3 separate regions of the Homo sapiens genome follow, and all the other regions are linked to region 2. The links are chromatin contacts, found by Hi-C or POLR2A ChIA-PET in ENCODE. All regions are on one chromosome and are shown on one strand. The core of a region is the stretch at or near the end of the contact, and the rest is flanking DNA. Distances in the headings are between cores, read along the strand shown.

Region 1 (3,044 bases), core at 115-2,614, 2.2 Mb before region 2:
AAAAAGCACCAAAGAGCTGGGCGAGGTGGCTCACGCCTGTAATGCCAGCACTTTGGGAGGGCGAGGCGGGCGTATCACTTGAGGTCAGGAGTTCGAGACCAGCCTGGCCAACATGGTGAAACCCCGTCTCTACTAAAAATACAAAAGTTAGCTGGGCGTGGTGGCACGTGCCTGTAATCCCAGCTACTCGGGAGGCTGAGACAGGAGAAACTCTTTTTTTTTTTTTTTTTTTTTTGAGACGCAGTTTCGCTCTGTCGCCCAGGCTGGAGTGCAGTGGCATGATCTTGGCTCACTGCAACCTCCACCTCCCGGGTTCAAGCGATTCTCCTGCCTCCGCCTCCCGAGTAGTTGGGATTACAGGCGTGCGCCACCATGCCCGGCTAATTTCTGTATTTTTAGTAGAGACGGGGTTTCACCATGTTGATCAGGCTGGTCTCGAACTCCTGACCTGACCTCGTGATCCGCCCGCCTGAGCCTCTCAAAGTGCTGGCATTACAGGCGTGAGCCACTGCAAGGGGAAGCTCTTGAGCCCGGGAGGCGGAGGTTGCAGTGAGCCAAGATCGCACCACTGCACTCCAGCCTGGGCGACAGAGCTGGACTCCGTTTAAAAAAAAAAAACAAAAAACCCCGAAGAGCTAAACTTCAGCACCTCCAGGCTGCTGATGTAACCATCCTGCCGGCAGAGAAGCCGGGCCAGCGGGGCGTGGGAGGAGCATTCCCGAGTCCGAGAGGGAAGGCCCGGGAGCCACGCGGCTCAGGAAACCGCCCCCGCGAGGGGATAGGAGGATACTGCGTGGCCCCTCCTTCCGTGACTCTTCTTAAGGCCCTTCCTCTGAAGGGGGCGATCTCTTCCTCAACCCAAGGAAACAATGCTCTCGAACCTATGCCTGCAGCTCTGCTCCAGGCCGCTCACACAGTGCCTTCCCTAAAAGAACTCAGCCACATGGGCTACAGGGATGAAGGGTTGGGGGGAAACAAATCCAGGTGTGCGCTTCGACCGCACGCGCCTGCGCCAAAACCCCGCTTGGCCCTTAGTTTCAGCCTCTGCTGCAGCGCCTTCGTCCGCCTCCTTTTTCCCGCCCCCGCCGGGGACGTCACAAAGAGTGACGTGTAAAGTGAACAATCACAGTCCCTCTCCGCGCGTGCCGGGAGGAATGAGAGGGAGGTGGGCGGGGAGAGGACGGAAGGAGTAGGCTTCGGGAACTGGCTGGTCCCGGTCACCCAATCAGAGAGCTCTGGGGAGGGGAGGGGCGGGGCCCGAAGGAGGGTGGGGGGTGGGGCTGGGGAAAGGAGTTGGAAGGCTGCGGGAGGAGAAGGCGGGCTCCCAGAGATTAAAAGCACCCAATCAGAGCGCGCCGGCTTCATTCGGAGAGCGGCGTGGGGCGTAGCCGCCGCCGCCGCGCGCGCCGGGGGCTGGTTAAGGCCATGAAACAAAAGAAACACTGAGAGGGGAGCCGCTGCCACCTCCACCAGCCCGCCCCGCCGCCGTCCCCACCCACCCACCTAGTTACCTACCTCTGCCTCCTTCCCCTGCCCCTCCACCCCGCCCTCTCCGGTCTCCGGGCGGCCCTGGCGCTCCTCGGCCCGGGTCCCCAGCCCCGCCGCCTCCCCAGAGGAAAGGTGTTTGCGAGCTGAGCAGGGCCCTGGCCCTGTCCGCCATGGGGCTCGCCGCCTGCCGCGCCTGACCCGGCCGCCGCCGCCGCCATTGACAGCGCGCCGCCGCGATGCCCAGCGGCAGCTCCGCGGCCCTGGCCCTGGCGGCGGCCCCGGCCCCCCTGCCGCAGCCGCCCCCGCCGCCGCCGCCGCCACCGCCGCCTCTGCCGCCGCCCTCGGGCGGCCCGGAGCTCGAGGGGGACGGGCTCCTGCTGAGGGAGCGCTTGGCCGCGCTAGGCCTCGACGACCCCAGCCCGGCGGAGCCCGGCGCCCCGGCGCTTCGGGCCCCGGCAGCGGCGGCGCAGGGCCAGGCCCGGCGGGCGGCGGAGCTGTCTCCAGAGGAGCGGGCTCCGCCCGGCCGGCCCGGGGCCCCGGAGGCGGCCGAGCTGGAGCTGGAAGAGGACGAGGAGGAGGGGGAGGAAGCGGAGCTGGACGGAGACCTGCTGGAGGAGGAGGAGCTGGAGGAAGCAGAGGAGGAGGACCGGTCGTCGCTGCTGCTGCTGTCGCCGCCCGCGGCCACCGCCTCTCAGACCCAGCAGATCCCGGGCGGGTCCCTGGGGTCTGTGCTGCTGCCAGCCGCCAGGTTCGATGCCCGGGAGGCGGCGGCCGCGGCGGCGGCGGCGGGGGTGCTGTACGGAGGGGACGATGCCCAGGGCATGATGGCGGCGATGCTGTCCCACGCCTACGGCCCCGGCGGTTGTGGGGCGGCGGCGGCCGCCCTGAACGGGGAGCAGGCGGCCCTGCTCCGGAGAAAGAGCGTCAACACCACCGAGTGCGTCCCGGTGCCCAGCTCCGAGCACGTCGCCGAGATCGTCGGCCGCCAGGGTGAGTGCAGGGGTGGGGAGGTCCAGCTGGGCATGGCCCCGGGCGTGGGTGGGGAGACGAGAGAAAGGAGCGTGGGACGGAAAAGGCGAACCCGGCGAGGCCCCCAAGTCCACCGCGAAGGGGTCTGGGAGGAGCCGAGGGTCGACCAGATGTGAAGATGGGTCACCTTGCGAAAACCCACGCTTTTCCGCCCGTCTTGCCTGGTAAAAAGTGTGAAGTTTCTCGGGCGACCCAGTCCGGTGGTGTTCACGTTACTTGGGCTGTATTCGTGGAACACCAGGCTGGCGTGGCACCAGAAACCTCAGTGAGGTGGTAAAAGGTCGGGCTCGAGGAGTTGTGGGTTCGCTGTTGGGTACGGAAAGCTTCGAGATTGCAAGTTTGCGCCGCCGAGTGTCTTCTAAAAGCGTTCAGCCTCCCTTACAAGAACTTGTTCAGATGGAGAAAAGAACAGAAATGGAGGCCTGTAGACAGAGCTCACTGGGGAGGGAAGGGGTGTTCAAATGGTCGGTATCACCGCCATCCCCTGCCCCTCCGCTGTTGAGAAACTTAGCTTTGGAAAAGCAGCC
Region 2 (3,038 bases), core at 484-2,983:
CCTCAGCGCACACTTCCCAGGGCCTCGGTCCAGTCCGGTATAAATGTCTTTTAAACCGAGACAGCGCTCTCCTCCCCTTGCCCTCGGGCGCGGCCAAGGGATCCACCGCCAGGGCCTTTAAAACAAAACCAATGAATGAAGCGCTAGGGCGAGCGCGCGCGAGATGGCCACCGCGAAACCCAGCCGGGTCGAAATCGGGCCACCGACCCGCTCGCTCAGCTCCAAAACTCGCGGCGAAGCCCGCTCGGTGCTCCCTGCTTTTCCAATTTCTCCATGGCTCCGGCCGGGGCTCAATCCATTCTGGGAGCTTCTCTGCCCCCCACCTATCTCTCTCCCCTCCATCGGTACCCCCTCTACAGACCCGGGAGGGGGTGGCGGTGGCGGGGGGTTGGGGGGAGAAATAGCTTTTAGAAACCCGATCTGTTGTTTGCGAAACACAATCGCTTTTTTTTTTTTTTTAAAGCGACAGGGTGTCTAGACGGCCACGTGACGAGGCCGGAGCCGGGCGCGCCACTGCGCAGTGGAACCAGCCGAGCAGAGGGCCGGAGGGGGGGTGCGGGGGGGCGGGGAGGAGGCGGCGCGGCTGCGGCGGCTGGGGGCGGGGGAGGGAAGGGGGAGGAAGGGGGAGGGAAGGGGGCGGGGGCGGGAGGCCTTGCGGGAGGCGGTGAGCCCCGGGCACACTCGCTTGCTGCTCGGCGCACGGAAGATCCTGTCCCCGAGCCGCGCCAGCCGAGCCAGCCGGGCGCCGTGCTCGGTCCGCTCGCCGCGCGGGAGAGAGCTGCCCGAGACAGAGCCAGTCCGTCGGCGCCGAGCCGCCGAGCGCCCGGCCCCTGAGCCCCTGAGTGCGGCGCGGCGAGCCCCTGGCGGCGGCAGAAGGACCGGAGCGCCAGGAGAGGGCGGACCGGGGACAAGGAGGCTCCCGGGCGCGACGAGGAGAGTCTCGGAGGAGGAGGCGCCGAGAGGACACCGGGGCCTCCTGCCGCCGCAGCTGGGTCGAGGCGAGCAGCCCATGCGGGGAGCCTCGGCGGCCAGCCGCGGCCAGGGGAAGGGACATCGGCGGCCCCTGCACTAGCAAGCAGCTTGTGCCCGGGGGGGGCGAGAACGCGCGACCCGTCTGGGGCCCTCCGCCGCCGCCGCGCCACCCTCCCCCGCGCTGTCAGCCCCGCCGGGCTCAGCCGCCGCCGCAGCATCTTCTGCCCCTGCGCCCGCGCCAGCCTCGAGGAAGTCCCCGCCGAGGACCTGGGCCCCCAGGAGCGCAGGGGGAAAGACCAGAGACTCCCCTAAACCACCCAGATGCGCAGGATTGAAGCGGTCTAGCCAAAGCTTTCTGTGGATTAAAAAAATACACGATTTTTTTTTTTTTTTTTGGCAGAAGAAAAGGAGAGGAAGACCAGCGGGGCTTTGCAAGGAAACGGGGGGATGTAACTCGTGGATACATTTTTCCACCCATCAAACATCTTGTTATACTTTGTAAACATTTTCTTTTTTTAAACCCCAGTTCCAGCCGGACGCCCCCAGACCTCTGAGGTTCGAGGAGGTGGTGGTTTTCATTTGGGGCTTTGCATATTTGGTTGTTAGGTTTTGCGAGAGCCTTCTTATTTTGCCAGACGTCTCATGCGGGGTGAAGTCCACTCGGCCCCCTCCCCTGAGTCTTCGTGTGCGCGGAATTCGAGGAGATCCGGTTACTAAGGATATAGAGGAAAAAAATAAATCGCTTGCTTTTTTTTTTTTAATTGCCTGCTTCTCCCCACCCCCAAATTAAGTTGCTTAGCAAGGGGGAAAGAGGCTTTTTCCTTCTTCCAACAGCCCAGCCGAACGCCTTTCGTTTTTTGCCCCCGCGGACCTTCCATGTAGGAAGCCGAGGCTGGCGAGCCCGACATTCGGGAGCCACTGCGGGGGGGCCTCTTTTTGGGGAGGCGCCGACGGGGGCAGGCTCGGCCGTCCCCAGGGAAGCGGCGGCCGGGTTCCTCCGGGGCGCGCCGGGGCCGGAGAGCCGCGCAGGGCGCGGGCCGCGCGGGGTGGGGCAGCCGGAGCGCAGGCCCCCGATCCCCGGCGGGCGCCCCCGGGCCCCCGCGCGCGCCCCGGCCTCCGGGAGACTGGCGCATGCCACGGAGCGCCCCTCGGGCCGCCGCCGCTCCTGCCCGGGCCCCTGCTGCTGCTGCTGTCGCCTGCGCCTGCTGCCCCAACTCGGCGCCCGACTTCTTCATGGTGTGCGGAGGTCATGTTCGCTCCTTAGCAGGCAAACGACTTTTCTCCTCGCCTCCTCGCCCCGCATGTTCAGGACCAAACGATCTGCGCTCGTCCGGCGTCTCTGGAGGAGCCGTGCGCCCGGCGGCGAGGACGAGGAGGAGGGCGCAGGGGGAGGTGGAGGAGGAGGCGAGCTGCGGGGAGAAGGGGCGACGGACAGCCGAGCGCATGGGGCCGGTGGCGGCGGCCCGGGCAGGGCTGGATGCTGCCTGGGCAAGGCGGTGCGAGGTGCCAAAGGTCACCACCATCCCCACCCGCCAGCCGCGGGCGCCGGCGCGGCCGGGGGCGCCGAGGCGGATCTGAAGGCGCTCACGCACTCGGTGCTCAAGAAACTGAAGGAGCGGCAGCTGGAGCTGCTGCTCCAGGCCGTGGAGTCCCGCGGCGGGACGCGCACCGCGTGCCTCCTGCTGCCCGGCCGCCTGGACTGCAGGCTGGGCCCGGGGGCGCCCGCCGGCGCGCAGCCTGCGCAGCCGCCCTCGTCCTACTCGCTCCCCCTCCTGCTGTGCAAAGTGTTCAGGTGGCCGGATCTCAGGCATTCCTCGGAAGTCAAGAGGCTGTGTTGCTGTGAATCTTACGGGAAGATCAACCCCGAGCTGGTGTGCTGCAACCCCCATCACCTTAGCCGACTCTGCGAACTAGGTGAGAAGTTGTCCCCCTACCCCCAACATTTTCCGGAGCGCCAGTGCTGGAAGAAAAGCCCCTAGGGCAGTGCGTTTGTGCAGCCATCCCTCCAGGGGGAGTGTGCATACCCTCCTGGGAGAGTGTGCATACCCTCCTGGGAGAGTGTGCAT
Region 3 (2,878 bases), core at 253-2,752, 2.9 Mb after region 2:
TCAGGTTCTAGGTGTAAGCCAGGATTTGGGGGATGGAACTGAAAATGCTTCTCCAAACGGTGAAAAGCGGGCCCAGCGCAGAGGCTGAGGAGGAAGGATCACTTGAAGCCAGGAGTTCGAGACCAGCCTGGGCAACATAGAGAGACCTCCCCCCACGCCCTGCCCACCACCGCCGTCTTTACAAAAAAATTAGCCAGGCATGGTGGTGGGACCACAGGGGCACAGGCTGAGGTCAGAGGATTGCTCCAGCCCAGGAGTTCCAGGCTGCAATGAATGGTGATAAACCCACTGCACTCTTTCCTGGGCAACAGAGTGAGACCCTGTCTTAAATAAAATAAAATAAATAAATAAAAAAAAAAGAAAAGTGAAGGCAACGTTAATAAGTGTCCACTATGACATAATAATAACCAGCATCACACACACACACAAATCTTGCATATATCACAAAAATCTCAGTATGGTAATTCTGTGGAGAAAAAAAAAAAGCCCATCCAGGTAAGCATAGAAAGTGTTTTTTCATCATCTCCCTTTGACTCCAAATGAAGAAGCAGAGTTCCCAATAGCATGAACTAGATGTTGGCAGAGGAAAAAGCGAGTCCTCGTCCTATCCTGGTGTAAACTTCTGATTCTGGACAATTCTCAGTAGGATTGGCAATGACTCTTCTAGGCCTCCTTGTGATTGTTGATATATTTTTTTTAATTTAAAGTTCCGGAATACATGTCCAGGACGTGCAGGTTTGTTACACAGGTAAATGTGTGCCATGGTGGTTTGCTGTAACTATCATCCCATCACCTAGGTATTAAGCTCCGCATGTATTAGCTATTTATCTTGATGCTCCCCTCCCCCGGTTATCAGGATTTTTAAACAGTTTGCTCTAATTCACTGACAGGATTCTTTTAGAATGAATCTAAAAAAGCTGGGAATCTTTAACCTGAGCGCAGATCGGATCACGTGGAACGGTGCTGGTGTTTGTTAAAAATTCAGATTGCCCCGAATTTTCGACTCAGAGGGTCTGAAGTGGGGCTAAGATCTGCAGATTAACGGGCTCCGTGGGAGGCTCCCTGCTGGTGGCCAGTCCCGGGGTTTAGCTGTTCACTGTTGCTACTCGTGCTAAACCACGGTCTAACACTACCGACACTATTAATCGCCCTGGTCCTCAAGACAGCCGCGACCCCAGACGGGTGAGGCCCTCATCCTCTAGCACCAGATGGGGCCTGGGAACTGCTGCTTAGCAGATTCAGCTACCCACGTGGTCACCCGGGGCAACCACAAGGTCGACTCAAAAGACCAAAATAAATGTATAACGAATGCCAGGACCAAAGCCGGAATATATCTAATCATTCATTTTGAGGTTTAAACTTAAAAATGTTACATAAAAAAATAAGTAACCTGCCAAAAAATGCAGAGTGGCGGCGGGGGCGGGGGGAGAGGTGGTGAACGCGAGGGGCAGTACTTCCGGGTCAGGTGGGCCGGCTGTCTTGACCTTCTTTGCGGCTCGGCCATTTTGTCCCAGTCAGTCCGGAGGCTGCGGCTGCAGAAGTACCGCCTGCGGAGTAACTGCAAAGATGCTGTCCGTGCGCGTTGCTGCGGCCGTGGTCCGCGCCCTTCCTCGGCGGGCCGGACTGGTGAGCACCGAAGGCCGGCATGATGCAGGCGGCCGGGTGGGGCTGCAGGGTGGTGGTGCGCCGGCTCGGGCGCTCTCTGCAGGAGGGCGAGGGGCTGTGGCGAATGCCGCCATCTTGCACCCGTGGCTTCTCCGGCTGGACAGAGCAGGCGACACAGGTGCCCTTTTGCTCGTCACCTGCGCAGAGGCAGAATGGTACAGGGCAGACAGTTAACTCGATGGTGTCCAGAGACAGGGCCTCAAGATTCCTGTCTTCGGCTGACAGCGGCCCTAGAAGGGGGATCTTGGGTGAAGGTCAGGGCTTGGGCGCTAGCTCTCCGAGGCCTGTTCTGAATCGGTGAGGTTCCTCTCTTTCGATTCTTAGGGTCGCGTCCCGCTGAAGGTCAGAAAACTGCTGTCAGCTCTTGTTGAAGCTAGTCAGTGGAGTCTGACATTGTGTGAAGGTCAGCAGGCCCAGCATTTCACCTCTGCCTGGAGCTCAGTTTAGAGGAAAGGAATAAATGAAGGTGGTTTTTGGAATACTTACGTAGGCTTTCTCTTAGTGCTGAATACGAAACGACCGTGAAAACGTCCTGCAGGTGCAAAGAACCATTTCATGTGGCCAGCACTGTGACAACAGTGAAGCTGGTTTCTAAATTGTCTCTCCGGCAGAGTGTGTGCTTTGTGGCACTTGGACGTGTTTAAAGAATTTGTCCTTGAGTTTTCCACCTGGTTTTGAGTAATTTTTAGTGATGGAGAATTCAAGTAAAAGAGAACAAGGTTGGAAAATGGCTGTAAGGATTAATACCCTTCGTTATTTGTTTCCCTTGAAATTAACATGATTTCAGTGTAAACGCATTGACACTGACACTTTTTTTTTGTTCTAAAAGTAATCTCAATTTGAAAGGTGAAATAAACATGTTGGCTGTTTTGCTGCCTTAACAACCGCTGGTAGCATCTTGGGTTTCTGTTAACAAAAAAGCATTTTTAACGGTTTTCATCTAGCTCCTATGGAAGGTAGAGGCTTCAGAATTGACAGTGACCAGTCGCAGTATTACAACTTGAAGGAGAAACTGAAGGAAGTTCCAGGTGGCTGCAGGATTTGTTGAGAGAGTAAAATAAGTCCACATGCCACAACTCTTGGTTTCTAATCTAACTCTAGCATTTATTCAGTTTTTGTTTGCTTGTTTTTTTTTTTTTTTTTTTTTTTTGAGATGGTGTCTCGCTCAGTCGCCCAGGCTGGATTGCAATGGCGTGATCTCCGCCCACTGCAA

The links. Hi-C counts contacts between places; a loop is a spot of excess contacts on that map. ChIA-PET counts read pairs that join two places held with the same protein, here RNA polymerase II (POLR2A). Pooled maps may share reads with other maps.
Region 1: a map of naive thymus-derived CD4-positive, alpha-beta T cell shows a loop between it and region 2 (6-fold over the local background). The contact joins the promoter of MEX3C here to the promoter of SMAD7 in region 2. A Hi-C loop is called at or near these places in 1 of 168 maps with a recorded cell type or tissue (naive thymus-derived CD4-positive, alpha-beta T cell) and 8 of 50 pooled maps. POLR2A ChIA-PET finds 5 or more read pairs at or near these places in 1 of 52 experiments (activated T-cell).
Region 3: a loop to region 2 is called in a pooled map, with 4 times the contacts of the local background. The contact joins the promoter of ATP5F1A here to the promoter of SMAD7 in region 2. A Hi-C loop is called at or near these places in 5 of 50 pooled maps. POLR2A ChIA-PET finds 5 or more read pairs at or near these places in 2 of 52 experiments (WTC11 and activated T-cell).

Annotation. Positions count from the first base shown.
Region 1 is chr18:51,196,001-51,199,044 of GRCh38, reverse strand. MEX3C (mex-3 RNA binding family member C) reads left to right here and starts at 1,364. Exons shown (of 2, transcript NM_016626.5): 1 at 1,364-2,478. The coding sequence starts at 1,725. RefSeq lists enhancers at 851-940, 2,739-3,044 and silencers at 1,141-1,670, 1,691-1,800, 1,941-2,020, 2,281-2,330, 2,351-2,400.
Region 2 is chr18:48,949,660-48,952,697 of GRCh38, reverse strand. SMAD7 (SMAD family member 7) reads left to right here and starts at 1,733. Exons shown (of 4, transcript NM_005904.4): 1 at 1,733-2,886. The coding sequence starts at 2,274. RefSeq lists silencers at 560-1,259, 2,476-2,795.
Region 3 is chr18:46,096,920-46,099,797 of GRCh38, reverse strand. ATP5F1A (ATP synthase F1 subunit alpha) reads left to right here and starts at 1,502. Exons shown (of 12, transcript NM_004046.6): 1 at 1,502-1,626. The coding sequence starts at 1,567. RefSeq lists enhancers at 1,837-1,986, 903-2,102, 2,077-2,136.